Linked DNA regions of Homo sapiens: region 2 is linked to region 1. The links are chromatin contacts, found by Hi-C or POLR2A ChIA-PET in ENCODE. All regions are on one chromosome and are shown on one strand. The core of a region is the stretch at or near the end of the contact, and the rest is flanking DNA. Distances in the headings are between cores, read along the strand shown. Region 1 overlaps LOC107984543 (a long non-coding RNA gene). Region 2 overlaps LOC107984543 (a long non-coding RNA gene).

Region 1 (7,502 bases), core at 2,780-5,279:
GAAAGGGTGTGGTTAACAAAATAATGTACTTTAAAATAGCCAGAGTAGTGCTGAGACAACTAAACTCATCAAAGTTTGTTTGAGAATATGTTGTAATATCTTTTTAAATGAATATTTTCTAAAATAAGGTGTTTTATTACATGAAGAGTTGAGCCTAGGGCATCACATGTGAGAATTAAAAGTTGCCATATAATTTCTGAAGCCCTCATCCTACCTAGAAGAGCGAAAAGCACCAATCAACTAGAAGAAAAATTACAGTCTGATCAATTGGAAGAGGTAAATTGAGAAAACAGAAAATTCATAGTTAAATTTTGAGCAGATATTTTAAAAAGAAGAAAGGGCTCTAAAGAGAGAAAAGAAGAGAAGAGAAAACAAGAGGAAAAATGCAAAGAGAACAGAAAACTATAATAAAGGGATTAAAAATAGATTTATATCAAATGTGTTTAATTATTTTCCCTTCCCCCCCAAAAACACTATTTTGAAAGGAAAGTTAGCTAACGAATGGAAAATACAAAGTGTGACCACCCAAAAAATACAGAATTGAAACTTTAGTATCACCAAACTAGCTCTTTTGCTTCTCAATAATATGCCATGCCCAGCATCTCTAGTACCTGATCTGCCATTTTATCTGCTATCTGATTCCATGACTCACCTCTTGCTCCTTCTACCACTGCATGGTGGTATCCACAGTGGAGCACACTGGTTTCAGAACACTAGAAGTACAGCTTTAGGAGCAGAAGATTCCTAGTCTACAGGCAGTATAGGGAGAAAACGAGAATTCTGTACTCTCCAGTGTAGTAATTAATTCAGTCAAGGATCATCAACGGATGCTAAAACCTTGAACTCAAAGTATTGCTCCACAGATAGCTTATCAATTAAAAAGTAGAAAGTTTACCTTTACAATGAAGAAGTCTGGCAGTAACTATCCTAATCAAGTGACTAAACTCAGTATCACCGACAATGGAGCAACCTGTCATTCACCTGTGTACTCTTTCTGCCAGAAATACTTTAACCTAAATCTAACTATGAGAAAACAATTAAACAAATACAAAATTTGGAACACTTTTTATTACAAGTGACCTAGACTCTTCAGAAAAAAATAATAGCATGAAAAGCAAAAAAAAAAAAAAAAAAAGAGTGGGAAACTATTCTGTAAAAAGAGATGAAAGATCTCAAACTCAAATGCTATACATAATCCTAGACTGGTTGCTACAAAGAAAAACAATACAGCTATAAGTGACATTTGGTGACAGTTATGGAAATTTAAATATAGAGGTTATATTAGGTGATGGTTTGGATTATTATTATTAGTTTTTTTAGGTACGAAAAGATGTGTTTTTTTAGGTACGAAAAGATGTGTTTTTTAGGAGAATATCCTTAATCATTTTGTAAGCAAATTTCAACTTTAATTTTAGATTCAGGGAGTATGTGTGCAGGTTTGTTACATGGGTAAATTGTGTGATGCTGAGGTTTGGGGTACAATTCACCCCATCACTCAGGTAGTAAGTAGTTAAGTTTTCAAACTTCCACCCCCGGAGTAGTCCCCAGTGTCCATTGTTGCCATCTTTATGTCCATGTGGACCCAATGTTTAGCTCGCACTTATAAATGAGAATAGGCTTTCTCATTTATGGTTTTCTGTTTCTGCATGAATTTGTTTAGGATAATGGCCTGTAGCTGCATCCATATTGCTATAAAGGACATGATTTAGTTATTTTTGTGGTTGCATAGTATTCCATGGTATGTGTGGGTATACATATATGGCATATATACATATATACGTGTGTGTGTATGTGTGTGTGTGTGTATATATATGTACATATATATATGTAATATTTTCTGGCTGGGTGTGGTGGCTCATGCCTGTAATCCCAGCACTTTGGGAGCCAAGGTGGGCAAATCACGACGTAAGGAGTTCGAGACCAGCCTGGCCAACATGGTGAAATCCCATCTCTACTAAAAATACAAAAAATTAGCTGGGTGTGGTGACGGGCATCTGTAATCCTAGCTACTTGGGAGGCTGAGGCAGGAGAATCTCTTGAACCCAGGAGGCAGAGGTTGCAGTGAGCCAAGATTGTGCCACTGCACTCCAGCCCGGGTAACAGTACGAGGCTTCATCTTGAAAATATATATATATATATATATACACACACACACACATATTCATATATACACACACATACATACGTATTTCTATATACATATATACATATATACGTATTTATATATACATATATATACATATATATATACACATATACGTATTTATATATACATATATATACATATATATATACACACACACACACACACACATAGTGTTTTATCCAGTCCACCACTGATGGGCACCTAGGTTGATTCTATGACTTTGCTATTATAAATAGTGCTATGATAAACATACAACTCCATGTGTATTTTTGGTAGAACAATTTATTTTCTTTTGGATATATACCCAGTAATAGGATTGCTGGGTCAAGTGGTAGTTCTTTTTTAAGTTCTTTGAGAAATCTCCAAACTCCTTTCTACAGTGGCTGAACTAATTTACATTCCCACCAACAGTGTATAAGTGTTCTCTTTTCTCTGCAGCCTCACTGGCATCTATTGTTTTTTGACTTTTTAATAATAGCCATTCTGACTAGTGTGAGATGATATCTCATTGTGGTTTTGGTTTACATTTCTTCTGATTAATGATGTGGAGCACTTTTTCATGTTTGTTGACCAATTGTGTGTCTTCTTTTGGGAAGCGTCCATTCTGTCTTTTGACCCCTTTTTAATGTGGTTATTTGTTTTTGGCTTACTGAGTTATTTAAATTTCTTATAGATACTAGATATTAGACCTTTGTTGGATGCAGAGTTTGCAAATATTTTCTCTCATTCTGTGAGTTGTCTGTTTACTCTGTTTATAGTTTTTATTTTGTTTTTGTTTTGCTGTACAGAAACTCTTTAGTTTAATTAGGTCTCATTTGTCCATTTTTGTTTATGCTGCAATTGCTTAATCATAAATTTTTTCCCAAGGTCAGTGGCCAGAATAGTGTTTCCTATGTTTTCTTCTAGGATTCTAATAGTTTGAGGTCTTACATTTAAAGCTTTAATCAACCTTGAATTAATTTTTGTATATGGTGAAAGGTAGGTATCCAGTTTTATTCCTTTGCATATTGCTAGCTAGCTATCCCAGCACCATTTATTGAATAGGAAGTCCTTTCCTCATTGCTTATTTTGGACAGTTTTGTCCAAGATCAGATGGTTGTAGGTGTGTGACTTTATTTATGGGTTCTCTAGAATGCTCTTATTCTTAAGGGATGCAGGTTAAACATACTTGGATGTGACAGAATTCCTGCAATTTACTTTTTAAAAAGTCACTAAAAAACTCCCGTGTGTGTTTGTGTGTATGTGTATGTGTGTGTTTGTAAGGACATAAATCAAATGTGGCACAATAATCAGTTAGTGAAATAGGTTAAAAGTATGCTGTGTTCATTGTACTGTACTATTCTAACATTTTTGTAAGTTTTTAAATGATCAGTGAAAGTTGGGTGGCAGGGAATATTGAGAAATTGTTGGCATTGAAGTCAGAGAACCTGGAAGTTGAATTCATGTTTTTATCTTGGGCAAGCCACTCCCGACTTCCGAGTATGAAAGGGATAACCTCACTGACCTATTCCTTAAGACTGCTGTGAGGATAACAATCTAGGCCCAGGGGTATTTGTAAACTAAAAATCACTGCAGGGTTCTCAATCTGGAGTCCAAGGACAGAAGACAGATTCCATGAACTTGGATGGGAATCTCACTACCCTCTAACTGCAATTTAACATTTCCTTCAATTACACACATTAGCATAAGTTAACATGTCATCTATTTGTTCATAGTAACAGCTCAATATTGTTAGCTGTTATGATTACAGTTAATTTTCTTAAGTTGCACAAGTGACAGTCATGAAAAACATGAGTCAGCAACAGAGCTCTTACAATCTTACATCCTCTTTTTTCTTCCACATCTAAAGGACACGCCTACTCTGAGCCAATACTATGTGAAAGATACTATACCGTTGACTCATATTTTCCATGGCCCTCACTTGTGCAACTTAAAAAACCAAATTGTAATAACAGAGTTTACTCAATGTGTTCAAAACTGAACTCCTGATCTTCCCCCTAAAAAAACTGCTCACTCAAAGCCTCTCCCATGATGTCATTCCAACAGTCCAGGTGCTCAAGTCAAAAACTTTAGAGTCATCCTTGACTTTTCTTTTTTCCACCCTACCTCTAATCCTTTAGGAAATTCTGTTGGCGCTACCTTTAAAATATGTAAAAATCTGACCATTTCCCACCACGAATACTGCTACTGCTCTAGTCCAAGCCACCACCATCTTTCACCCAAAGACTAATACAACAGCCTCCTAAGCAGGTACCCTGCTTCTTCACTTGAGTCTATTCTCTCTGTAAATAATTATCCTTTTAAAATATGTCACATCATCCGTTCTCCTTTTTAAAACTTTGCAATGGTTCCCATTTCTCTCAGAGTAGAAACCAAAGTCCTTCCAACGATCTCAAGAACCCATATGATCTGACTTCCCTTTACCACTGTAACCTCAACTCCTACCTATCTCTCTCTGCCCCCACCCTGTCCCAGCCACACTGGCCTCCTTGACATCCCTAGAACGTGCCAGGCATGCTCCTACCTAAGGATTTTTGCACTGGATGTTCTCACTGCTTTGGAACCCAGATATTTATGTAGCTAATTCCATCATCTCCATGTCTTTGATCAAAGAGTAAGAGGCCTACTCTGACAATTCTTTTTAAAACAGCAACTAACCTAGAGATGCCTAATCCCCCTACCTTTCCTCTAGCACTTATGACCTTCTAATGTATAAATAATATAATATGTAGTGTCTATTGCCCCGTGCTAGATTATGAGCTCCATAGAGGGCAAAGGTCTTTTTTTGTTTCCTCATGTTTTTTTAAATTATTTATTCATTTATCTATTTTGTTATTGTTTTGTTTTCAATTTTTATTGTGCTTAAATATACATAATATAAGATATACTATCTTAACTATTTTTAATGTACAGTTCAATGGTATTAAGAACAGTTATGGCTGGGTGCGGTGGCTCATGCCTGTAATCCTAGCACTTTGGGAGGCCGAGGTAGGAGGATCACTTGAGGTCAGGAGATTGAAACCAGCCTGCTAACATGGTGAAACCCCATCTCTACTAAAAATACAAAAAAAAAAAAAAAAAGAGCCAGGTGTGGTGGCAGGTGCCTGTAATCACAGCTACTCAGGAGGCTAGGGTACAAGAATCGCTTGAACCCAGGAGGCAGAGGTTGCAGTGAGCCGAGATCGAGATCACGCCACTGCACTCCAGCCTGGGCAACAGAGTGAGACTCCATCTCAAAAACAAAACAAACAAAAAAAAGCCAACAGTTATATTGTTGTGCAACCACCATCACCATCCATCTCCAGAACTCTTTATCTTATAAAACTGAAACTCTAGAGTCATTAACAAATAACTCCCCATTGCCATTCACTCATATTTTATTATTATAGCACCTAGAAGTGTTTATTACATAGGTGCTTAACAAATTTTTGATGACTAAATGAATGAATGCCTCTTGTAAAACTTCAAATATCATCTCCTTAGGGAAAAATCCCAAATTTATAATATAAGTACATAGATTTTATCCCAGATTCTCTGTTTTATATAAATTATTCCCATCTCTATACTGTTTGAAGCATTAGCTATGCCTCTTGCACATGTGTAATCTCCGGTATCATTAACATGTAATCTTAGACGTAGCAAATGTTTACTATTAGACACTGAGGACCACTAGAGAGGGAGGGGGATAAATTTTGAAAAACTAACTATTGGGAACTATGTACAGTACCTAGATGATGGGATCAATCATACCTCAAACCTCAGCATCATGCAATATACCCATGTAATAAACCTGCGCATAAACACCCTGAATTTAAAATAAAAGTTGAAATTATTTTTAAAAAGTCCAACAAGAGAACAAATGACCGAAGCCCAGAGCCATGAATGTTGGGTCTCCCCTTACCTCCTAAACCAATCCCTCATGTTTTAGCTCCTCCTCTGTGGTCCCAAGTTGGCCAGTATGTGTTAAAGCCAAGAGGCTCTGAATAGGAAGGGCATAGGTGGCATTTTAGAAAATGCATAGAACTATGTTTTCAATAGTATAAAAAACTAGTTTTTTTTAAAAGTTTTAATTTATGCATAGTAATTATGCATAAATTTTAATTGATGCATACTAATTATGCATAAATTTTAATTGATGCATACTAATTATATATATTTATGGGATACAATGTAATATTTTGATTGCACATGTATGCATTGTGTAATGACCAAATCAGGGTAATTAACATGGCCATCACTTTTAACATTTATCACTTCTTTGTGATAAGAATGTTCAAAAACCTCTCTTTTAGCTATTTTATTGTCATCTCCAGTCTAGTATGCAAAAGAACATGAGAACTTATTCCTCCTATCTAACTGTAAATGTGTACACGTTGACCATCACTCTCATCATCTCTCTCTCCTTCCTACCCTCCCCATCCTCTGGTAACTACTATTCTCCTCTCCACTTCAACGAGAACAACTTTTTAGATTTCAAAAATGAATGAGAGTATGTGGTGTTTGTCTTTCTGTGCCTGGCTTATTTCACTTAACATATTGCCCTCCAGGTTTCTCCATGTTGCTGTAAGTGACAGCATTTCATTCTTTTAAAAATATAACACTTCACGAATTTGCATGTCATCCATACTAATCTTCTCTGTACTATTCCAATTTTAGTATATGTGCTGCTGAAGTGAGCATGATAAAAACAAAGGTTTACCATGAAATATTAATGGCTTTATTTTAAGTGCCTTGAGGGCCAGTGAAAGAGAAAAGATGAGAAGAAGGAGAATCTAATCACTATACTCATACTGGAAACTTGGGGTAAAACAGCAAGTTTCTAAGAGTTCCAGCTGCTCAAGAACCTGCTAGTGCTCTTTTTTTTTTTTTCAGGGGAGGGGGGCACATTATTACAATACAGGGATATCAGCTTTGGGCAGCATCAGAAGGCAGCTTCACATAACTCTTCATGAAGGGTAGTGGCCAAATCTTTCGGCCAGCCCAGCACCCCTTGTGGTGCTGTAGCCCACTGGAAGGCCTCTTGCCCAGCCAACGGTTGTGACCTGCCCTGCCAGTGACCTGTTTGTTATGATCAGTGTTGGATACTCAGCCTACTGTTGCTATGCATGTTTCCAGCACCTGCATCTGCCTCTTAGAGGGCAGCTGGATAACGGTTGTGCCATTCACCTTCCACAGTAGCACACTACACGTCCCTGCAGCTTGGATATACTGGGCACCCCGGCCTGGCTCAATTTCCATGTTGTTGATGAGGGTTCCCACAGGCAGAGCCCCAAGTGGATGTGCATCCCCTTCCTGAGCAGCAACTGCCATTTGGCCTATGTGGTTGGAGTTCAGGATTGTATCTCCAGCCTGCAAG
Region 2 (7,103 bases), core at 2,770-5,269, 35 kb after region 1:
GTAGCTTTTGAGCTGAGACTATGGAGTTTTCTAGATACAGAATTATGTCAGCTGGAAATAAAAATAGTTTGACTTCTTTTCCTTTTTGGATGCCATTTATTTCTTTCTCTTGACTGATTGCTCTGGCCAGGACTTTCAAAACTGTGTTGAATAGGAGTGGTGAGAGAGGGCATCCTTGTCTTGTGCCAGTTTTCAATGGAACATTTCCAGCTTTTGCCCATGCAGTATGATGTTAGATGTGGGTTTGTCATAGACGGTTCTTTTTATTTTCAGGTATGTTCCTTCATACGTAGTTTATTGAGAGTTTTTAACATAAATGGGTGCTGAATTTTATAAAAAGCTTTTCAGCATCTATTGAGGTGATCATGTGGCTTTTGTCTTATGTTTATGTGATGAATCACATTTATTGATTTGCATATGTTGAACCAAACTTACATCCCAGAAATAAGGCCTACTTGATTGTGGTAGACACACTTTTTGATGTGCTGCTGGATTTAGTTTGCCAGTATTTTGGTGAAGATTTTTGCATTGATATTCATCAAGGATATTGGCCTTAAGTTTTCTTTTTGTGTTGCCAGTATCATTTATTGAATAGGGAATCTTTTCTCTGTTGCTTGTTTTTCTCTACTTTGTCAAAGAGCAGATGGTTGTAGGTATGCTGCTTTATTTCAGGACTCTCTTATTTTTATCTGTTACTTTACAAGTATTAGAATTATTGAACTATTCAAAAACTGCTATCTTATTTTGTTGCAGTACTGAAAATAATGTAAGATAAGTGTTGCTCTCCCTGTTTTAAAGATGAGTGACTAGGATTGTAAAGAATTCACTGATTTGTTTTATCTTCTTGAGTCCACTACATCAACAAAATTAAAATAATGTAACATATTTTATGCCCTCCACAAAGTTTCCAGTCATAAATGTCTCCATATCTTATTCCTACCATTATTGCCTATGCATAATAACTTAAATAATGACAGCCATCAGCATTTACAATAAAGTAGGAATTTTGTTTATGATTTAGATTTCTAGATATAAATTTTAAAGTCCAAGTTTTATTAAGACTAATTAAGAGGGAAAGTATTATACTTCACAATAATTTAAAATATTCTTGTCTTACACATGCCAGTTATGACTGATTTCCAAGTTAATTAAATATAGAATTGCTACATATTTCTCTCTCTCTGTCTCTCTCTCTCTCACACACACACACACACACACACACACACACATATATATTATATATATATATATATATGCTAGATTCTAGCATATTAGTCATCATCAGTATGTCTTTCAGGACTTTAGAAATAACCATATAGAATATAATTTTTTTTGAAAGTGCTCTCAGGATATCTAAAGTACTATTTTTACATTTTGGTCTCAGAGTGCAATAGCTTCATTATTTTGCTTAGAAATTCATTGCTTAGTTTTTGCATGTACATGAAGGATGTCATAGGCTCCATCTATAATAAGCAGCTTATCCAGTATGTTAATTTTTTAAATGCTGCTCAAAAAAAAGAGGCTGCCTTCTTCTGATAAACCCCAGAGTTTAATAACATGTCCTCTGAATTAATTCTGTAAATGCAGTACTAAAGTTTAGCACAACGATCTGGGCTGTTTAATTAGCTCACAGCTGCACTGCTGGGATAACATTTCTTGTTGAGGAGGTAGCTTGATATTCGTTATTGGGCTTTGGTTCAGAGTTCAATGGCCGTTTTAAGCTTTCTTAAAGAATTGCTTGTCTTTGTTTTCAGGGAAGAACATAATCATTACTCAGAAACACTTGTTAGTTTTCTTGCCGTGCCTGTATAGTCATTGATTTGACCCTAACATAACAAAGTGTGGCAATCTTTTAGACACTGAAGGATCCTATAAGATAAAAAACGTTATCTGACTTTTTAGTTTGACTAATATATGTCACATCGATAGAGCCTAAATCTCAATTTCTTTACTATTTCAAAATTCTTTAAATTTTTTAAATCTCCTTTTAAATGATGAATATGGATAAAATTTAAAAATTCCCTTTGAGGCTATATAATTATATAAAAATTCCCTTTGAGGCTGTATAAATTATAACTATGTTTTCTACATTTTTCAGTACATTATATTATTTTTATACACACTAGAGAATATTAAGACAATATCAAATGTGGCAGATTATGTGGGTAAATAATGAATTTAAACACCCATTTACTGAGTATCTATCATGAAAAACTACATTAATTTCAACCTCACAAGAACCTTAGAAGTTTATCCTCATTTTATACAGGCAGGAACTAAAAAATCAGAGCAGTTAAGGAACTTGCCCAAGATCACACAGCTGATAAATTTCAGAAATGGAGTTGGAATCCTTATATCAAAGCTCAGGCTCTTTCTAACATTATGTTGCCTCCTTCTCAAAGCTAAGTTTCAGATTTATCTTTCTCATAATATTCTTTCCAATTAACTTGAATTCCTTCAGGATGAATTGATACAGCATGTATTACACTGTCACATTTTTATGTTTTTCTTTGGACTTCTCTCTCTTGCTGTTTCACTTGTCAGCACCACTAGATGTATATGTTCCCTAAGTCCAGACACTCTATGCTGTATCCTCTATTTCCTTGTATGTCCCCACAGCAAGAACCACTTTGGAAAAATAACAACTTTTTACCCTGGTTATGCTGGGGTATGATTACAGGGATCTTTCACTTTTTACACTATATATATCTGTATTGTTTGAATTATAAAAAAAACACACATACATACATACAGATAATTATCTATACCTAATATTTAAAAACTTAACGATAAATGTCCAATGCGAAAAAAAACAAAGAATATATACACATTTATATAATATACCTAGTTTTACCATTTGAATTCTTGGAGATTAAAAACAAAAGAGTTAAATGAGGGAGGCATCTTAGTATTTTTCTATTTATAATAGTAATGGAAAAGGTTCTAAAAATCTGGAAGAAATGTCTAAGACACAGAACTAAGAAAAATACGAGGATATTAAGTGCCCAACACTTCATTTTTAGAGACACAAAAAGGAATGATTAAGGATAATGAGAATTTATATCACTGTTGGAAAGTGATGCAAAATTTAAATGTAAACATGTATGCAAAGCAAGCATTAAAACAATATATAGGTTGGGCATGGTGGCTCACGCCTGTAATCCCAGCACTTTGGGAGGCCAAGGCAGGTGGATCATGAGGTCAAGAGATGGAGACCATCCTGGCCAATATGGTGAAACCCCGTCCCTACTAAAACTACAAAAATTAGCTGGGCAAGGTGGTGTGCACCTGTAGTCCAAGCTACTCGAGAGGCTGAGGCAGGAGAATCACTTGAACCTGGGAGATGGAGGTTGCAGTGAGCCCCGATTGCGTCTTAAAAAAATATATATATATGTAAGAAAATCAAAGAACTAAAAACATGATTTTTAGTTAGACTAGGGCCACCCTCCAAAACGTTAACACAAATACAGAAGTTATGTATTTATATCAGTAACAGCCCAAAGAGAACTTATTATGACCAAATCAAAATGATTAAATCTTCATTCTTTGTGATAGATTATTTAGGTAGAAGTGTTCTTGAAGTCCTATAAACAAGACTGTATTGGGAAAAGCAATTTTGCTTGGTAAACTTTGTGTTTGACAGTAGAGTGACTTTCTATAGCTTACATTGAAAGAAGGCATTTGAGAAATGTGTACTTTTTAAAAAACAAATTAGTTGAATAAAATAAGAAATGAAACCGATAATAGAAAAATACAGTCAACTCTTAATGCTGTGATTGTGATAAAGGATAGCCAAGCATTACAAATTGGCTAGAATTTGGAACTGGAAAAGCCAGAAATTCAGCAGAGTTGAGAATTTTGACAAGGTAAGGGAATCAGTCATCAGGACTTTTTCTTTTTTCAGAAACAGGCATAAACAAAGTTCAAGACGAGCCAGTGAGGTCAGAAACTAAGCAACAAGTAAGCAGAAGTGAGTATAAATAGATATGAGAAGTAAGTCTAATCATTGGGCCAGCAATTGGGCAAGCAAGAAGAATAAGAAGGTAGTTATTGGAGTTCAGGGCAAACAATGTGGACCTGGAGGATACCGGCTCCAAAAGAGGAAAGGAAGTAAATGGTCAGAACCCGGCAGGTGGTCGGGAACCAGGAAATTCACAATAGCCCGATGGGGAGAGTAAGTTGGACAACTTAATTCTGTGACAAGTTGTCTCCAGAAATTTCTCCATCATTACCATAAAGAAATGTCATGAAGAAATCAGCATTTGTAGGTCTTGAGAGTAGAAATAGGAAGGTGCATCTGACCAGACATAGCTCATTGCCAGGTTTTCATGGTGTTAATCATTCAGCAGTTTTATATATAAAATTTTAAAATTGATTCTCCCGCCCTGTCTCTACCTCAAGTACGTCCTTACCTGTCACATCAGCCCTCTTTCTGGAAAGCTACCTAAGCTGTGTTTCGTGTATCTGTGATCTGTAACTGCTTCATGTCTTCCAATTCACTCGTGTTTATTCCTACTCTGATTTCATTTGCCTACCTATTTGGTTAGGGCCTCAAGCTCAGCTCAATGAGGTATTTTTCTTGAACAACTGATTTCAACCATGAGCCAATGAATACTCCACACCTGTTCCTCAACAACATCTGAAGCAGAGCCTTTAACTTTCTGGGACCTTTGAACTCTTCTGGGAGTTTTTAGATGAGGCCAGCAAAGCCTTCTACTGCCTATCAATGAAATTTTAATCTACTACTGTTAAAATCTTAAATCTCTATCTGAGTAAAAGGTTCTCTCCCCCATCACTGTCTGTGTGTATTGAGGATTGGAGAGTGCTCACTCAGTATCTGCATTTTACTCCCCTCCCCTTTCCCTTCTGGAAGCTGTGGCTCTTCCAGTGTTGAGGGCACGGAGGGTGGAGAAGACAAGGGCAGTCCCTTTGCTTGGCTAGACTCTATCGAAATCCCCTCTGGCTGTCAATACTTTTTTTTTTTTTTTGAGACGGAGTCTCGCTCTGTCGCCCAGGCTGGAGTGCAGTGGCGGGATCTCGGCTCACTGCAAGCTCCGCCTCCCGGGTTCACGCCATTCTCCTGCCTCAGCCTCCCAAGTAGCTGGGACTACAGGCGCCCGCCACTACGCCCGGCTAATTTTTTGTATTTTTAGTAGAGACGGGGTTTCACCGTTTTAGCCGGGATGGTCTCGATCTCCTGACCTCGTGATCCGCCCGCCTCGGCCTCCCAAAGTGCTGGGATTACAGGCGTGAGCCACCGCGCCCGGCCTGTCAATACTTTTAATGTGGCAGGCAACCAAACACTGACTTTTTAGTGGGTCTATGTGGGAGTTTCTGGAAGAGCTCAGCAAGGCCTTGTACTGCTGTCTCCTATCATATGAGATAGGCTTCTTACCAACCTCTTGTTCCTCATTGTAACTCTCTTCTCTGGAGCTGCACCCTGTAGTCTCCTGATAGGTGCTCTCACCTGGCTGGCAGCTTCATTCCAAGCTGTCTTACAAGGAAACTTAAGCATCTATGCCAAGCCACATGGTGGGGACAAAAAGATGACTCTCCTTCCACTCTTCCTCTCACTCTGGCTCCCCTCTCCATTTCTCTTTACTCTCCTAAGTTAAAAACAGATATGTCAACACATCTGTGCCTATGCAGACATCCAACAGGGTACGCAGAAACTTCAAATGTTTATGAAAGGAGTGACTTTCTTGGGAACTCTGCTTTTTTTTTTTTTTTTTTTTTTTTGAGATGGAATTTTGCTCGTCGCCCAGGCTGGAATGCAGTGGCATGATCTTGGCTCACTGCAACCTCCACCTCCCAGGTTCACGTGATTCTTCTGCCTCAGCCTCCCAAGTAGCTGGGATTACAGGTATGCACCACTACGCCTGGCTGATTTTTTGTATTTTTAGTAGAGATGGGGTTTCGCCATGTTGGGCAGGCTGGTCTCAAACTCCTGACCTCAGGTGATCCACCCACCTCGGCCTCCCAAAGTGCTGGGATGGGAACTCTGCTCTTTTGGTTTGTGAGAAGTATGTTCCTAGTGTTTTTCTGAAAACGTTACATTCATCTTCACTCCTATGATATTTTACCTCAGTATACATTCTGGGAGAGTTATTGTATTAGTCCATTTTCACGCTGCTGATAAAGACATACCCAAGACTGGGCAATTTACAACACAAAGAGGTTTATTGGACTTACAGTTCCACATGGCTGGGGAGGCCTCACAATCATGGTGGAAGGCAAGGAGGAGCAAGTTAATCTTATGTGGATGGCGGCACTGAAAGAGAGGGCCTTTGCAGAGAAACTGCCGTTTTTTAAAACCATCAGATCTCATGAGACCCATTCACTATCACAACAACAGTACAGGAAAGACCTGCCCCCATGATTCAATTACCTCCTACAGGGTTCCTCCCAGGACATGTGGGAATTGCGGGAGTTACAATGCAAGATGAGATTTGGGTGGGGACACAGCCAAACCATATCAGTTATTTCCCTAAGAACTTTAAAGATGTTATTCCTTTTTCTCTTGGCCTATCTACAATTGCCAATACAAAGGTGGCTGTCATGCTAAATTGTTTTTGTTTGTTTTATCCTGTCTGGTTGCTGCTAAGACTTCTCTTTGTCTTTTAATGTCATGAAGTTTCTCAGTGATGTGACTAGGGTAGATTTATTTTATGTCTTTTGTTTTTGGTACCTCTTTCCCAAAGTCTTGGGAAGAAGATGAGATTCCCTGATGCTTTTGTGACACTTCCTGAGCTAGGTAAGTTGGTAGGAAGTAGTACCAGCATACCACTGGCTATAAAGCAGGATTCTGGCTTTATGTGGTGTCATGGTCCATTTGGGCTCCTACAACAAAGTACCATAGACTGGGTAGCTCATAAACAATAGAAACTTACTTCTCACAGTTCTGGAGGCTGGGAAGTGAAAGATCCAGGTGGAGGCAGTTTTGGTGTCTGGTGAGGTCTCACTTCCAGGTATCATAGATAGTGCCTTATAGCTGTGTCCTTACATGGTAGAAGGGGCAGAATAATTTCCCTGGGTCTACTATATTTTAAAAGGGTACTAATTCCATTTGTGTGAGCTCTGCCTTATCTCCTAAAAGGTTCCAC

What was found. Hi-C counts contacts between places; a loop is a spot of excess contacts on that map. ChIA-PET counts read pairs that join two places held with the same protein, here RNA polymerase II (POLR2A). Pooled maps may share reads with other maps.
Region 2: a map of CD4-positive, alpha-beta T cell shows a loop between it and region 1 (2.0-fold over the local background). The contact joins two enhancer-like sites. A Hi-C loop is called at or near these places in 11 of 168 maps with a recorded cell type or tissue (CD4-positive, alpha-beta T cell, CD8-positive, alpha-beta T cell, GM12878 and 8 more), 11 of 37 single-sample maps with no recorded cell type and 10 of 50 pooled maps. POLR2A ChIA-PET finds 5 or more read pairs at or near these places in 7 of 52 experiments (AG04450, CD4-positive, alpha-beta memory T cell, GM12878 and 4 more).

What each region holds. Positions count from the first base shown.
Region 1 is chr12:89,753,383-89,760,884 of GRCh38, reverse strand. All of the region lies in intron 2 of LOC107984543 (a long non-coding RNA gene), which reads right to left. It also overlaps the pseudogene MRPL2P1 and the pseudogene RNU6-148P. Among named protein-coding and RNA genes, the nearest start is that of ATP2B1-AS1, 48 kb to the right of the region's middle. Within about 2 kb of position 4,029, at least 7 of the 41 ENCODE cell types and tissues checked have a DNase peak (open chromatin) inside an H3K27ac peak, as active enhancers do.
Region 2 is chr12:89,718,672-89,725,774 of GRCh38, reverse strand. The region is part of intron 2 of LOC107984543 (a long non-coding RNA gene); the gene reads right to left. Among named protein-coding and RNA genes, the nearest start is that of ATP2B1-AS1, 13 kb to the right of the region's middle. Within about 2 kb of position 4,019, at least 3 of the 41 ENCODE cell types and tissues checked have a DNase peak (open chromatin) inside an H3K27ac peak, as active enhancers do.